Regions from separate parts of the Homo sapiens genome. Here region 2 is linked to region 1. The links are chromatin contacts, found by Hi-C or POLR2A ChIA-PET in ENCODE. All regions are on one chromosome and are shown on one strand. Each heading gives the region's core, a stretch centred on a gene start or an enhancer-like site at or near the end of the contact. The rest is flanking DNA. Distances are from core to core; before and after follow the strand shown. Region 1 overlaps SPMIP7 (sperm microtubule inner protein 7). Region 2 has its middle 78 kb from the start of IKZF1.

Region 1 (7,640 bases), core at 3,026-5,525:
TATACACACACACACACACACACGCACATATATATATATACATATATATATATGTATATATAATCTACAATAGAGTCTGTTACAAAAGAAAAAGTACCCCAACACTCTTTCCATATCCTTGGGAAAGGACAGAGATCTGCCATTACAGATGATTCAATTTTTATGTTCCTTGTACTGATGACTCATGACTGCAAAGCACTGAAATTATATGGGACTGTAAAATGGTTACTAAAAGGGACTGAGCTTATCTTCAAACTTGTTCACCGAGCCCTTGCAAAGAATATGGATCTTATACTGAAGAGGATAAAAACAACAGATTTGAAAAACAGGATTCTTTTTTTTTTTCATTTTTGAGACAGGGCCTCTGTCACCCAGGCTGGAGTGCAGTGGCGCGATCTTGGCTCACTGCAACCTTCACCTCCCAGGCTCAAGCGATTCTCCTGCCTCAGCCTCCCTAGTAGCTGGGATTACAGGCGCTCACCACCAAGCCTGGCAAATTTTTGTGTTTTTTAGTAGAGATGGGGTTTCACCATGTTGGCCAGCCTGATCTCCAACTCCTCACCTCAGGTGATCCACCCGCCTCGGCTTCCCAAAGTGCTAGGACTACAGGTGTGAGCCACCGTGCCAGGCCTGAAAAAGCAGGATTCTCATCTCAGTCTTACCTTAACTTTCTGCTTGACACAGATTATAAGTGCGGATGAATTTGCATCATTTTAAAAAAATTCCTGAACACTACCCAGATCCGGTCAACAGTTCATGTTTGTTGAAGAAACAAAGATAATTGTTTAGCTATACTGAGCTTCAATAATTTTTGTTGAACCCAATGACTATTTTGGATTCTTTCTATTTCCTAAACTAGTCTCAAGTTATAATAAGTTAGGAACTGCAGTAGAAACTGCGTTAACATTTTGAGTTCCTGAACTCTAAATGCCATTTAGTAACTGGGCATGCCTACCAAATTCAAAAATAATTTTAATAAGAAAACTCAGGCAACAATTTCATTTTTAGTGATTTGTTCCAAAAGAATGCATGGATAAGTGTACAAACATATATGTAGAGGCTGTTTTTGCTATATTGTTTACAACAAGAAAAGTATTCAGGGCTTGGGCAATATAAACTTGTTATAGATTTGGTGGGATACATCTAGCCATTAAAAAGATTTTAATATGCAAAAATATCTAGTGCATATTTCAATCTTACATACACACATACACTCCACCTATCCATGCACACACAATACACTTGTACATATATGTTGCACACATTCATAAATGCATGAGGGGAAGAGTCTAAAAAGAAATCAAACTTTTAATATTGGGATTGAAAATGAAAGAGATATTTTACTTTCTACACTTCAAAAATATCTGAATTATTTTCATAATGAACACTTTTGGAAAAAAGTTATTTGTGGAGCTTCAATGTTACTATTAAAGGTGAGCATAAATACTGAGCATAACCATTGGCTCACCAAACCTCTGTAAATTCACATAACACTTCAAGAAAATGATAGCCATAAGTTTAAGAACTTTTTAAGAATGTTTACATATTCTGACCCCAGAATCCTTTTGAAGGAATGTCACTTAAGTAAATAATTTCAAATCAAGAAAGAGTCATATAAAGAATATGGAAACAATTTACATATGTAACCTAAGTGAATGAGGCAGTTACAGTACATCTACACAAATAGAAGCTATGATAAGCTCATAAAAACATGTACCCATAATTATGTGGTAATGTTATAGTGGTAAAAATGTTCTGTGTAGTGTGATCATAGCTATGTAAATATACAAAAGCAAGATTAGAAGTGTGTATGACAGATGGAAATATGCCAAAATGTTAATAATGGTTATGAATAAGAGTTTGGTTATATTGTCATTGTTATTAATATTTCTATACTTTTTCTTTAATGATCAGATTCAGTTCTACAATAAAAATAAAAACTACTATTTTTAAGCTATTAGCACAATCACTACCAATATAAAAAACACAGAGCATGTCAGATGACTTAGTAACCATAAAACAAAATCAACTAATGAAGGAAATTTTTAAAACTTTTGCCCTGTAGAAAAATTGGTGATTCCAATGCTGAAGCCACTTGAACTAGAGAGTAAATGGCCTTGACCCTTGCCTGAAATACGGTTTTTGGGCCGGGTGTGGTGGCTGACACCTTAATCCCAGCACTTTGGGAGGCCGAGGCAGGCGGATCACTTGAGGTCAGGAGTTTCAGACCAGCCTGGCCAACATGGCGAAACCCCCATCTCTACTAAAAATACAAAAAATTAGCCAGGCATGGTGGTGTGCACCTGTAATTCCTGCTACTCAGGAGGCTGATGCAGGAGAATCACTTGAACCCGGGAGGCAGAGGTTGCAGTGAGCCGAGATCACGCCACTGCACTTCAGCCTGGGTGACAGAGTGAGACTCTTGTCTCAAAAAAAAAAAAAAAAAAAAAATGGCTTTCACTGAAAAGGCAGGGGTATAGCAGTGTTTCCCAGCCATGATTAAGTGCCACCAATCATTAAAAAGGACCCTAAAGATACTATCATAAAGCCATTTCTCTTCAAGAAACTTTAAGATGAAAAAAATTCAAGAAGAGACATATTTGCTTTCAATAGGATGGCTCTCTGTACCTTACTTGGCACAAAGTAGGCGCATGTGCTCCTATGCAAATGACATCATATTGTTTATATTCTCCTGTACTTTGCTTTGTAGCTCAAGCAGTATTGTGGAAACTACATAATAATTTGTTTAGAGATTCATATGTATGTATCAAAACTAGAAAGAAAAGTAAGCAAAAGAAAGGCATAAAGTCTAATGAGTATAGCTTCTGAGCTGGGGAAGCAGAAGGCATGGGCAATGAGATTGGGGCCACACACATGGCTGAAAAGATTTGAGTAAGATTCTGTATGTTACTAGGTGGGGGATACACAGGAGTTTACTTACGTTATTTGATATGTTATATGTGACACTATATCTTTCTGTGTCTATAAATATTTTATAAATAAAAATGAAAAACATTTCTTTGTGTTAACAGGTTAAGATTCCGTTAAAAATTGAAAGCGAATCAAAAGAAGAAACTTTGCAACCTTGGAGGCCCTCTAGTGCCCAAATCAGGTAAGTACAGTTAATATCTTCAATTCTTTTATATGATTCGCTCAAAATATCATTTGCTTAAAAACAGAAATTAACAGCAAGATGAGGCAGGAATGCTATATGCCCAAATTTATTGAAGTTAAGTGGTTCATTTTTACACCAAATCTTTAAAATGTTGCCATACTGCTCTTCACTCTCTTTGAAGAAATGACCCCAAATAATATGTTTTGATTCTTTAGAAAGAATATTTCATACAACATTTCAAAATTTAGATATACGTATCAAAGAAGAAACAATCCTAAATTGTTGTGCCTGAATATTTTAAATTAGCTTTCTTCCTATATCCTTCCTTTAGATTTTTAGAATTATTATGTGTAGTAGCAATGATTTCCTTGCAGAATGTATGGAAGAATCCAGCCCACTGACTCCTTCCTCAGGACGAAGCACAGCACGACAGCCTTCAAGTTCCTATGTGTAAAAGTGATTCCTCTCGGCTGGGCGCGGTGGTTCACTCCTGTAATCCCAGCACTTTGGGAAGCCGAGGCGGGCGGATCACAGGGTCAGGAGATCGAGACCATCCTGGCTAACACAGTGAAACCCCCTCTCTACTAAAAATAGAAAAAATTAGCAGGGCGTGATGGCAGGCGCCTGTAGTCCCAGCTACTGGGAGGATGAGGCAGGAGAATGGCGTGAATCCAGGAGGCGGTGTCTGCAGTGAGCCGAGATTGCACCACCGCACTCCAGCCTGGGCGACTGAGCGAGACTCCGTCTCAAAAAAAAAAAAAAAAAAAAGTGATTCCTCTCTGTTAGTGATCTGCCGCGTCTCAGATACTTTACAAACATTATTGATCCCCCCACGATCACCTTGCTTGGTGGCATTTTTTTTCTCACAAGTTTCAGATGAAGAAACTGAAGTCACAGAGATAAAGTGACTTGCTCAAGGGCCCCAAGTGAGTCAATCCCCAAAATCTCCTTTGTGACAAACCACATTTCTTTTAGGAAGCAGGTATCTTTCTTCTTCAGCAATGTTCAATAAAAGCCACGTTTAAATTCCTTCATTTATGGTAAAGTCCATCATCATGTTTCATCCTTAGTAATAAAACAAGTGAAATAATCATGAATGGAACTCACCGACTTGTGTTTGTATAAAGAGGCTTAGAGTACCGCTGCTTGGCTAGCGATGCGATGTCTCCCAAGGGGTTGTCAACATCATCAGCATTTGTAGACTGCACATGACCACTGTTAGAATGGAAAGGAAAGAAGGCATATATTTCTGTATAAGAAACATAGAAGAAACCATTGAACAGTATTCTAACTTCCAAAGGAAATTTATTTGCCAAAGTAGATCAAAGGCTCAAAATGCAAAATGTAAAGCATAATGATAGAACAATTTTCCTTAAAAAATATAAAGATAATTTTCTCTTCTTCAGAATGAGCGGTGGCATGCTCCTTGATCTTAAGTTTGAGCCAGAGTGACAGTAAGGGCTGTTTTGTGTTTCTGAACAAAGAAGCGGGCTGTTCCTGCAGCCCCAGCACAACTCCTTTGGAGACCGGCTGGAGGCTGGGCAAGGAAGAGGCTGGTGTGTGCCAGAGATTATAAGGCTCCTGGTGAATGGAAACCCTCACAGGTGCAGAGGAGCTTGGGCAACAAGCCACGTGCCCCTGGGCCTGAGAGAAAGTTGAGAGGCTGAGTTAATGCCAATCAGAGAGTTTCAAGGACTTCTGGGGCCACTGGTAGAAACACTAGTCAACTGCAGAACTGAAGAGGCCGAGTAATGAGAGGGGTGGGCCAGGACTAAAGGTCCAGATCCCTCCTCCATATTCTTGGATCTACTTTGTTTTGTTTCAAGGTTCTTCTTCCATCTAAAAACCAGGAGAAGACCCCAACTGGCAGATAATGTACTTTTTTTTGCCATCCATGGAAAGCCGGCATTAAATGTAGAAATTAAGAGGTGATATTTCCATGCTGTTAATGAGCATCTCATCCCTTCTGCAATTATAACAGTTTTTGTGATTCATAACACTCAATAGTGGTAGCATCCAAGGTATTTTATTTCAAAAGGTAATGTATTTGGAAAAACAGAAAAATACCACTCTTTCTCTCTTTCTTTCCTTCCTTCCTTCTTTGTTTCTTTCTTTTCTTTCTTTCTTTCATCAAAATCAAACCTTAGATGGGACTTCTGACATTAAACAGGCACTGTGTGCCACACAAACATTAGAAATGTGTTACAATATATAAGTTGTCTTAAAAAGTGAATACAACATGCGTGAGCTGAAAGCAACTACAACCAAAATATAAATCTAAAATTTTTTTACAAGACTGAGAAACATTACTTACGTATAGAGAGGAATATATTTACTTCTAGAACTTGAACTCACACTTCAAAAAAGAGAAGAGAGGCAACTGGGTTATTTATATTAAGTTAATAAACATCAAATTATTACAGTATTTCTCTAATTAAGACAAAAGCCTTCACAGATATCTCATAGGAATTGTCCTTTAAAGGTTTGTGATTTTAAACAGAGACTATTTAAGGATGTAGTTTGCTTTCTCCAGAATGTCAAATAAATGGAATCATATAATAAATTTTTGGGTCTGGCTGCTTTCAAAATGTATTTCAGATTCATTTATATTGTTGTGTGTTGTGTTTGTTCTTTTTCATTGCTGAGTAGTATTCCATTGTATGGGCATACTCTAGTATCTTTATCTATTTACCTGCTGAAGGGCATCTTGGTTGTTTCTGGGTTTTGGAGATCATGAATAAAGCTGTTATAAACGTTCACATATAGGTCTTTGTGTGAGCTCTTGGAAGGAACATTTACGTACAGGAGGCTTCCACTGTGAATAGTATGCTGAAGAATTCTGAGATGTGGCAGTGCTGACTAACCCACATAGCTTTTCATTTGCCAGCTGACTTATAATCAACAAATTAAGTGGATCTATGTAAACTGGAATAAAAAAATTATCATCTCCCTGAGCTATTTGCCATTTTACCACATGATATGTAAATTAAAAATACCAATATACCAATAAAGTTTTAGAACTAACATTCACATGTTAAGAATTAGTAGAAAAAAATTACATTTTAAAAAATGTATTCAAATGGAATTATCATCAACTTCAGCTTGCTATATGAACAAGAATCTTTTTTTTTCTTTTTTTTTTTTTTGAGATGGTGCCTCGCTCTAGTCACCTAGGCTGGAGTACAGTGGTGCAATCTTGGCTCACTGTAACCTCCGTCTCCCGGGTTCAAGTGATTCTCCTGCCTCAGCCTCTCGAGTAGCAGTGATTACAGGCACGTGCCACCACACCCAGCTAATTTTTGCAGTTTTAGTAGAGACGGGGTTTCACCACGTTGGCCAGGATGGTCTCAATCTCCTGACCTCGTGATCTGCCTGCCTCGGCCTCCCAAAATGCTGGGATTACAGGTGTGAGCCCCCACACCTGGTCAATAATGTTAAATTTTTAAATATTTCAATCTTTTATTTAAACGATTACCATTCAATTTACACGTTGGAGTCTATAGTGGGGTATTTTACACATTTGGCAAAACCATACTTTAAATAAATTTTATCAAAAATCTTGCACATCATTTTTAGATATGGTTCAATAAAATGGTAGTTTTCTGACAAGACTCAATATTCTTCTCCGTACTGTCACTATTTGCATTTCTAGATCCAGTAGTCAGACTTGAGTACAGCGTTGTGTATTTCCATTTCATTCCTTTTTCTACCAATTACCAAAAAAAAAAAAATCCCATTTAAAGGTCACTTTATACTGCTTTTATTGAAGTGGTGCAATTGTTAAAGATTTTAAAAATGGTATCCTTGATATTGATTTTCGATCATTAAAATTTAGCAAAAACTCTCATTAATTTTGCTGTGGACTAATATCTCCTACATTTTGCTTTAAATTTAATTTGGATTAGGTAAATATAAAGTTAAATATATAAGGTTAACCATTCCACTGAGGCGATGATCAAATTGATCTTCTAAAAACCAGAAAATCAGATGAAATTCCAGAGAGCAAAAGATGGAATGAATAATTTTTTCTGGAGTGGCATGTGTTTTTCGTATGTGATGTCTGTCTGTCTCATGCTATTCTTCATAATTGCCCATGGTAGTTATTGAAAAATACATAGTTACATTTTAAAATTCCATGTGATTCACTTTTATATTTCCTATTCAACTTCATTTTTGCAAATGCTCATTGTGACTCAGCACTCACAGGCTTTAGCCAACAGGCCTACAAATCACTCATTAAACTATTTAGTAAGATCCTGTCATTAAACTGAGCTAGCATAATTGCCTATTTATGTTGGGAAAATGGATCCCCAGCTCTTATCATAAGTAATAATCAAATGCTTTAAAAATAATAAATGTGAAAAGCAAAATTTTGAAAATTTTAGAAAAAAGTTATAAAAGGAGGATATCTTTATTATTTCAAGGCAGAGAAACACTCATTAAAATCTTCACAAAAACAACAAAACCTGAAGAAAAATATTGATGAATTTAGTTACAGTAAAATTCAAAACTTCAGATAAGCAAA
Region 2 (7,640 bases), core at 1,758-4,257, 86 kb before region 1:
TCAAACATCTATGACTACCCTCCCAAACCCATAACTACATTTTTTTTTTTTGAGTTCACTTCTTCTTAAAAGACAAAATGAAGGTAACGATCTATAGAAAAATAGCCCAGGTCTGACGTCAAAAGGGGCAAAAAAAGTTTGTTGCCTATTTTGTAACTCTTGAGCAGATTTTTCCCTTTTTAAAACTCTGTTTTTTTTTAAATCTAGAATGTATTCAAGTATTAATTTTTTAACCAATGTTTATATTAACTTGCTATGTGCTAAGTACTATGTTAAGTGTGTGGATAAAATGAAGACTATATATGTGTATGTATATATGTATTTGTGTTGTCTTGTATGTATGCACACACATGTATATCCCAATTAAGAAAAGTACTTATATAAGGAAAAAAGACAGTAAAAGAACACATGACAATTCTGGGAGGTAGTATTACAGGTGATTTTAAGATTTTTTTTTCAAATGCTTATAAAGAGCATGGATTATTATTTATTATCTAGAAAAATATTTTGGGGAATTTTTTAAAGCTATAGAGATTTGAATTGCTGAATTGCAATCTCTATTGTTCGCTTCATGCATGAATTCCACATTAAATGGGAACTCGATTTGTAAAAACCACTGTCAGAACATGATTTAACACTACTGCCAGCTGGTGGTGGGTTACTATAATTGCAGGTTTAGTTATTTTATGCCATGACTAGCTTCTAGGTAAATTTGATTCCTGAATTCTTCTCTTCCGTGACATGTCATGGTCAGAGGCACATGTCATCCTATTAGATATCTTATTTATTTAATGGAGGAGAGCTGTGTTTGAGCTCTGATGAGCAGCCTGGTCTTCAAAATACCCAATCATCCACTCGTAATGGGGTTTCCCTAAAAAGATGCATTAAAAATGGTTTGGAGACAGGGAAACACATTATAAAATTAACAGACTAGCCCTGGCAAGAAATAACAAGCCCTGGCAAGAATAGAGCCTTGCCTAAATTAACCAATGATCTTTCTTTCCCTTGCCTCTGGATAGTTCTCCAAAGCAAGGTAATTTGTTTCTTTCCATCCTGGGTCCTTTATAGGCTAGGGTCTAAATATTGACCTCTCAGTTTTCTATACATATTACCATTTTTGCACCCAGCTGATCTCTGGATGATTAAATTTTTCCAAGAATATCTTCATTAAGCCTCTCTTATGTAAAAAATAAAATCTCTAGAGATGATTTTTGATTCTTAAGCCTCATAAAGCCAAAACCAAACAAAATCAATACCAACTCCTCTCAGACTACATATTGTAATTTTTCCACCCTGGATGAAATTGGTGTTCCTAACAAAATTTCCTTAAATAGTTTGATCATTCCTGCACCCTTCCTCTTTCCCATCACCCCCATCACCAAGTTCCAGTTCAGGGATGCCTAGTCCATGTTTTAGAATTCTAACTTACCTTTGAAAATTTCACCAGAAGGAAAGAATTTAATGTTTCCAATTAATCAATAACATAGACTGAAGATGAAGATGGGGGATCACTAAATAAACAAGTGAGGAAAAAGTAAACACAAACACTGAGTTTTCCCAAAGCTAGGTGCATGTTTTCTTATATGTTTACACACCAAATATTGGAATGCAGAGCATGATCTGTATGTGATTAATATGTATGTTTTGATCATGCAATGCCTTCCAATATCAGAAAGGTTAACACGTGAGAAATTAGTCTGTAGTATTTCCCCAACATGAATGTTTACAAATATTATTACATCTATGATAGTTTTACAATCAATGGCATCCTGGAATGAAGAAAATGGAGTATCCTTCCTTCATGATCAGCCCTGTCTTGATGATGAATGTGAACAATTGAATGTTTGGCAGAGCATTTTGAGCACTTCAGTAATGCAGAATGACCACTCTGCTTTGGATCGTTTGCAAAATTCAGCCACAAAGCAAAGCCATGTCTGGAGCCAATGGGAGGTCTATATTTACATTTTAGGACGAGACTTGCTTCCTTTAAGCCTTAAAATACTGCTGAAGATTGAGAGAAAAGAGGAACACTTCTAACTGGAAGGGGTTTGTTTTGCTTTTCTCATTTAAAAAGACAAATTTAGTTAAAATTTTAAAATAATCTAACAAGATAAAGATGAAGTTTCCTATAACTACAAACACAAATTAAAATAAAATTCTGGGTTTTTGCTAGAGATGAGATTGGGTGTGGACAAGATGGGATTTTTAAGGAGACTTTTGTGTGTAATCTATTATTACTTTTGTCTTTGAAATGAATACATTGAAGAAGTCATTAACAATTAGCTACTGCCAAAAAGAATTGTTGTATTGGCTCTTGTGCAGGCTGACATGCTTCTCATTCACTAAAGGGGGAGCGGGATGGAGAACGCCGAGCTCTCCACAGAAGTTGGAGGTGTTTGGAAAGTTCCTCCAGAACACCAGCTGCCTACATGACAGTCACATTCAGTAGGAGAACACGGGCACATGTGCTATGCTTCAGGATAGATATTCTCCTGGATTTGAACTGTAATGAGATTAATGCAGAAAAACAGCAAGACAGGAAATATATGTTGATTTTGATACTAACTGTGGCAGTTAAACCACAATTATCTTTGCACAATAGTGTTCAGTGCTTATGTAGTTAAATAAGTGGAATTTTTAAATACATGGATTTTCTTCCCATTTTAAAAAGGAGCATGTCAGGAAGTATTACAATCTATGACAGAAAGGACAAAATGAGGAAGGTGACGTTTAGCTGAAAATAGGAAACTGATTCTAAGAACTGCCAACTTGAAACCCAAATCCTGATTCCCTCCACTAGATAATGACGCAAGGAGTTCCTCTGTATTCACAGCAGCTCAGATAACTTAGCTGTTTTGTAAGAATCCCCAGGAGTTGGAAACCTTAGTTCCAAACAGAAAATATTTGGTACTTACCACCCACTTAAGCAAATAATGAGAATCGCTGCCCCTCCCTCAGTTTCCGAGTAACTCAGAGCTCCCTCTACCAAGGACACCGGGGACATGGAACCTAGCAGCCAAGTGCTCGCTTTGCTTAGATCTGAAGACCTAGTTCTGGGAATTTTTGCTTGTAAATATAGAAGACAGTATGGTACAGTGGAAAGAGCGCTGATTGTGGAATCACAGACTTTGCTAGGAGCTTTGTGTCTGCCATTTATGTATTGTCCTTGGACCAGTAAGTCCCTTGCTTTCTGGAAGTGTGGCAAGGGGACCAGTATTAGCTGTATAGCTCCTAAGATTGTTATAAGAATCAAAATAAGACAATGATAGAAAAAGTGCTATGGGCATTATGACATTCCTGACATTATCATTATTATTAAGGAATTTGAGTTTAGAGTTTATTTAGAGTACTCTAATTTTTAAACTATGAATATCCTCTTTGTATAAAATCAGGCCATTTTCTGGTATTTTCCTAATTCTAATTTTCTGTCAAATCTTCCAATATAGGTGAATGAGAGAACAGATATATTTCAAGCTAACTGGAGTAAACCTATATGTTATCTAACATTACTCTCCTTACCATGTATGCAAATTAGCCATTAGGTTAAACCATATTAAATTGCTAATTATGGAGGTAAAAATAATTCAGTATTGGCTATTGTAAACTTTTCAACCTAATACTACCATTCTCATCATATAAATGAATCAGATGGGATGTACAGAGCTAAGAAGATAAGAGATAAGAAAATCAGCCCAAATTTGATTCTTTCTGAAGTGAAACAGAGGACGGCAGAACAGAAATTTGATCTCAGGGCCCCTCTGCATCTAAAGCCTCTGCACCATATTGACAGCAATTAAAAGTCAGCTTAGTAAATTTTCTCTGTTGCCTGGGATGTAATTTTACTGGGCTTGAGATGAATCAGCACAGCCTGAAACTCTTACCTCCCCACTCATCCTGGGCTTCATTTTGCTTTTATCAGGGATTCCCCACACTTTCCATCACCAGCACTGGGCCACTCCAGTCTGCACCTTTCTGGCTCGGAACACAGCCTGAGGAGCCATCTTCGCTGTATTAGTTCCACAAGTGTCATTCTAATCATCAAGCATCTGCTCATATTTTTGACCTTGATTATATGTCCTTTTCATCTTAAGCACTTTCTTTGAGAATTCAAACCCAAGCTACGTGTTTGAGCATTATCCAAACCTCTGAGCACACTTTCTTTTGAGAGCCTTGGACCTTGGAATGCTACCTCTTTTTTGTTTGTTTTTTTGATTGCTTTGACACTGATGAGACTGTGCCTAGAAATCTGAGTTTTAGAGAGATACTCTTTGTTTGTAAAGGAGTGCATCAGCTTACGTTTTTTGAGAGATTACTATTTGCAGGCACTATGCTAAATGCTTTACACGTGCTCTGTATTTTAATTCTCATAGTAACACTCTGAGATATGTATTGTCATGAACTCACTTGACAGATAAAGAAAATGAATGAAGCACGTGGAAGTGAAGGGTCTTGCTCAAGAGTGTGTGGTTAGGAGGCACTGGTGCTGGGATTCTCATCCAGGCTGTTGGACTTCAGATCCTGAGCTCTGTCACAATATTCTATTGTCTCCTTGGTGTTGGATCCTGAATTATTTCTTCACTTATCTAAATATTTAATGCCAAATATTTATATGTAAATGGGCACACTTGTGATTCAATATCCAGCTTAAACATGATTTTAAATCCAAGTAGCCATAAATATATTCATATTTTGTATCAAGTAAACAAATCTTTTGACAAATAACATCTTTTTACTTTTAAGGAGATGTTTGGGTCCCTGTGGAAGTAGTCCCTAGCTAACGTGAGATGCCTTGATGCATGAGCCAAAGTGACAAGCATCTAAGCCCCTTATTCTAGCGATTTCTGCTGTTTTGTATGGGATTACGGAAAGACATGAGAGGCCATTTCATGCCCTGGAGCATTACTGCTGAGCCCCAGGATGTCACAGGACCCTGACAATAGGTGGTGTAGGATCATGCTCATGCTTAAGTGTTGAGGAAATTCTCTGCTTGTTAATTTATCAAAACAACATTTAGGAAAATCTTGCCTTTTAGCTTCGGGGAAACCCTGACCTTTTTTCTAGATTTTGTTTTGCTTTGTTTTGTGGTGCTTAAACTAATGAAGAATGATGAATGTGCATTACTTGTTTTTCTAAATTATTAACAGTTCCTTGAAGTACAGACAAAATCATGCAGGGAATGTATTTATGGCAGATAGCATGATATAGTGGAATGAATGAGACAGGCAGAAATTGAGGGACTGGCTTACATGTTGGCCCAACTACCTACCAGCTACATAAGAGTGGGAAAGCAAATTAAGCTTTCTGAATCTCAGTTTGTTTTTTCCTTCATTCGTTCATCTTTTAAGTTTCTACTAAGTGTCAGGTGCAGACTTAGGTCCTGAATAAGACACTGTAATGGTGTCTTTTTTCTTCTGTAAAACAGCAATAACACTACTTTGAGTTCAAAAATGTTTGTTATAAAATGCAATTTTCAGGCATGTGTGAGCATCTTCATATTAAGAAGATTAAAGTATGATTCACTTTATGCTTTTAAAAAATTTTACAATTTTAAAAATCATACTTAAAAATTATGGTAACATACACATAACATAAAAGGCAGTGGCTCACGCCTATAATCCTAGCACTTTGGGAGGCTGAGGTGGGTGGATCACCTGAGGTCAGAAGTTCGAGACCAGCCTGGCCAACATGGCAAAACCCTGTCTCTACTAAAAATACAAAAATTAGCCGGGCGTGGAGGTGGGCACCTGTAATTCCAGCTACTAGGGAGGCTGAGGCAGGAGAATCACTTGAACCCAGAAGGCAGAGCGAGCCGAGATCATGCCATTGCACTCCAGCCCGGGCTACAGAGCGAGACTCCATCTCAAAAACAAACAAACAAACAAACAAACAAACAAACAAAAGTACCATTTAAATCATTTTTTAAAAGTCAGTGACATTATTTTATTCAAAATATTTTGCAACCATTGCCATCATCTAGTTTCAGAATTTGTATGATCCCAAGTGAAAATCTGTATCCCATTAATCTCATCCCCAACTCCTAGCAGCCACAAATCTGCTTTTCGTCTCTATGAATTTGTCTATTCTGGATATTTAATATAAATGGAATAATAAAATATGTGACCTTTTGTGTCTTGGTTCATTCACTTAGCATAATGGTTTTGTAGCATGTTGTAATCATGCATCATTTATTTTATAGTTGAATAATATTCCATTGACTGAATACACCGCATTTTATCTATTTACCTGTTGATAGACATTTGGGTTGTTGCCACTATGAACATTTGTGTATATGTTTTTGCTTACACATCTATTTTGAATTCTTATGGGTATACACTTAGGAGTGGAATTGCTAGGTCATATGGTAATTCTATGTTTAAATTGTTGATGAACAGTCAATTATTTTCCACAGCAGCTATACCATTTGACATTCCTGCCAACAGCATGTAAGGGTTCCATTTTCTCCATATCCTCACCCACGCATGTTATTTTCCATTTTTAAAATTTTGATTATTCTAGTGGGTATGAAGTGATATCTCGTTGTTTTGATTTGAATTTACTTAATGACTAATCATGTTGAGCATCTTTTCATGTGCTCGTTGGCCATTTGTATATTGTCTTTGGAAGAATGTCCATTCAAGTCCTTTGCACATTTAAAAATTGGTTTGCTTTTCTTTATTGAGTTTTAAAAGCTTTTTATATATTCTGGGTGTTAGACCCATGTCAGGTGTATGATTTGGAAATATCTTCTTCCATTCTCTGAGTTGTTTTCTCACTCTCTTGATTATGTCTTTTGATGGACAAAGTTTTTTATTTTGACTAACTCCAATGTATCGATTTATTTATGTCACCTGTGCTTTTGGTGTCATGTCTAAGAAACCTTTGCCAAATCCAAGGCCCTGAAGAGCCACTCACATGTTTTCTTCTAAGAGTTTTATTGTTTTAATTCTTACATTTAGGTTGTTGATCCATTTTGAGTTAATATTTGTATATTTTATGAGGTAAGTGTCCAATTTTATTCTTTTATGTATGAATATCCAGTTGTCCCAGCACCATTTATTGAAGAGACTCTTCTTTACCAAATGAATAATGTTGGCACTGCATTGTACAACCAATTGACTATGAATGGTTTTATTTCTGGGATCTCAGTTCTAGTTCATTGATTTATTTGACTATCCTTATGCCAGTATCGCATGCCGGTATCACAGCTTTGAAAATGAAAATTTGGGCTGGGCACGGTGGCTCAGGCCTGTAATCCCAGCACTTGGGGAGGCTGAGGTGGGTGGATTACCTGAGGTCAAGAGTTCGAGACCAGCCTGGCCATCATAGTGAAACCCCATCTCTACTAAAAAATACAAAAAATTAGCTGGGTGTGGTGGCAGGCACCTGTAATCCCAGCTACTTGGGAAGCTGAGGCAGGAGAATAGCTTGAACCTGGGAGGCAGAGGTTGCAGTGAGCTGAGATTGCACCATTGCACTCCAGCCTGGGCAACAAGAGTGAAACTCTGTCTAAAAAAAAAAAAAGAAAAAAAAGAACAACAACAAAAAAAGAAAATGAAAAGTGTGAGCATTTCAACTCTGTTCTTTCTCTTCAGGTTGGTTGGCTATTCAAGGTCCCTTGTAATTTCATGTGGGTTTCAGGA

What was found. A loop is a pair of places that touch in the nucleus more often than their neighbours do. ChIA-PET counts read pairs that join two places held with the same protein, here RNA polymerase II (POLR2A). Pooled maps may share reads with other maps.
Region 2: a pooled map shows a loop between it and region 1 (2.6-fold over the local background). The contact joins two enhancer-like sites. A Hi-C loop is called at or near these places in 7 of 50 pooled maps. POLR2A ChIA-PET finds 5 or more read pairs at or near these places in 4 of 52 experiments (GM12878, OCI-LY7, T-cell and 1 more).

Annotation. Positions count from the first base shown.
Region 1 is chr7:50,137,971-50,145,610 of GRCh38, reverse strand. SPMIP7 (sperm microtubule inner protein 7) reads right to left here. Exons shown (of 9, transcript NM_001161834.3): 6 at 5,430-5,471; 7 at 4,223-4,330. Among named protein-coding and RNA genes, the nearest start is that of SPMIP7, 46 kb to the right of the region's middle. Within about 2 kb of position 4,275, at least 2 of the 41 ENCODE cell types and tissues checked have a DNase peak (open chromatin) inside an H3K27ac peak, as active enhancers do.
Region 2 is chr7:50,223,163-50,230,802 of GRCh38, reverse strand. No RefSeq gene overlaps it. Among named protein-coding and RNA genes, the nearest start is that of IKZF1, 78 kb to the left of the region's middle. Within about 2 kb of position 3,007, at least 3 of the 41 ENCODE cell types and tissues checked have a DNase peak (open chromatin) inside an H3K27ac peak, as active enhancers do.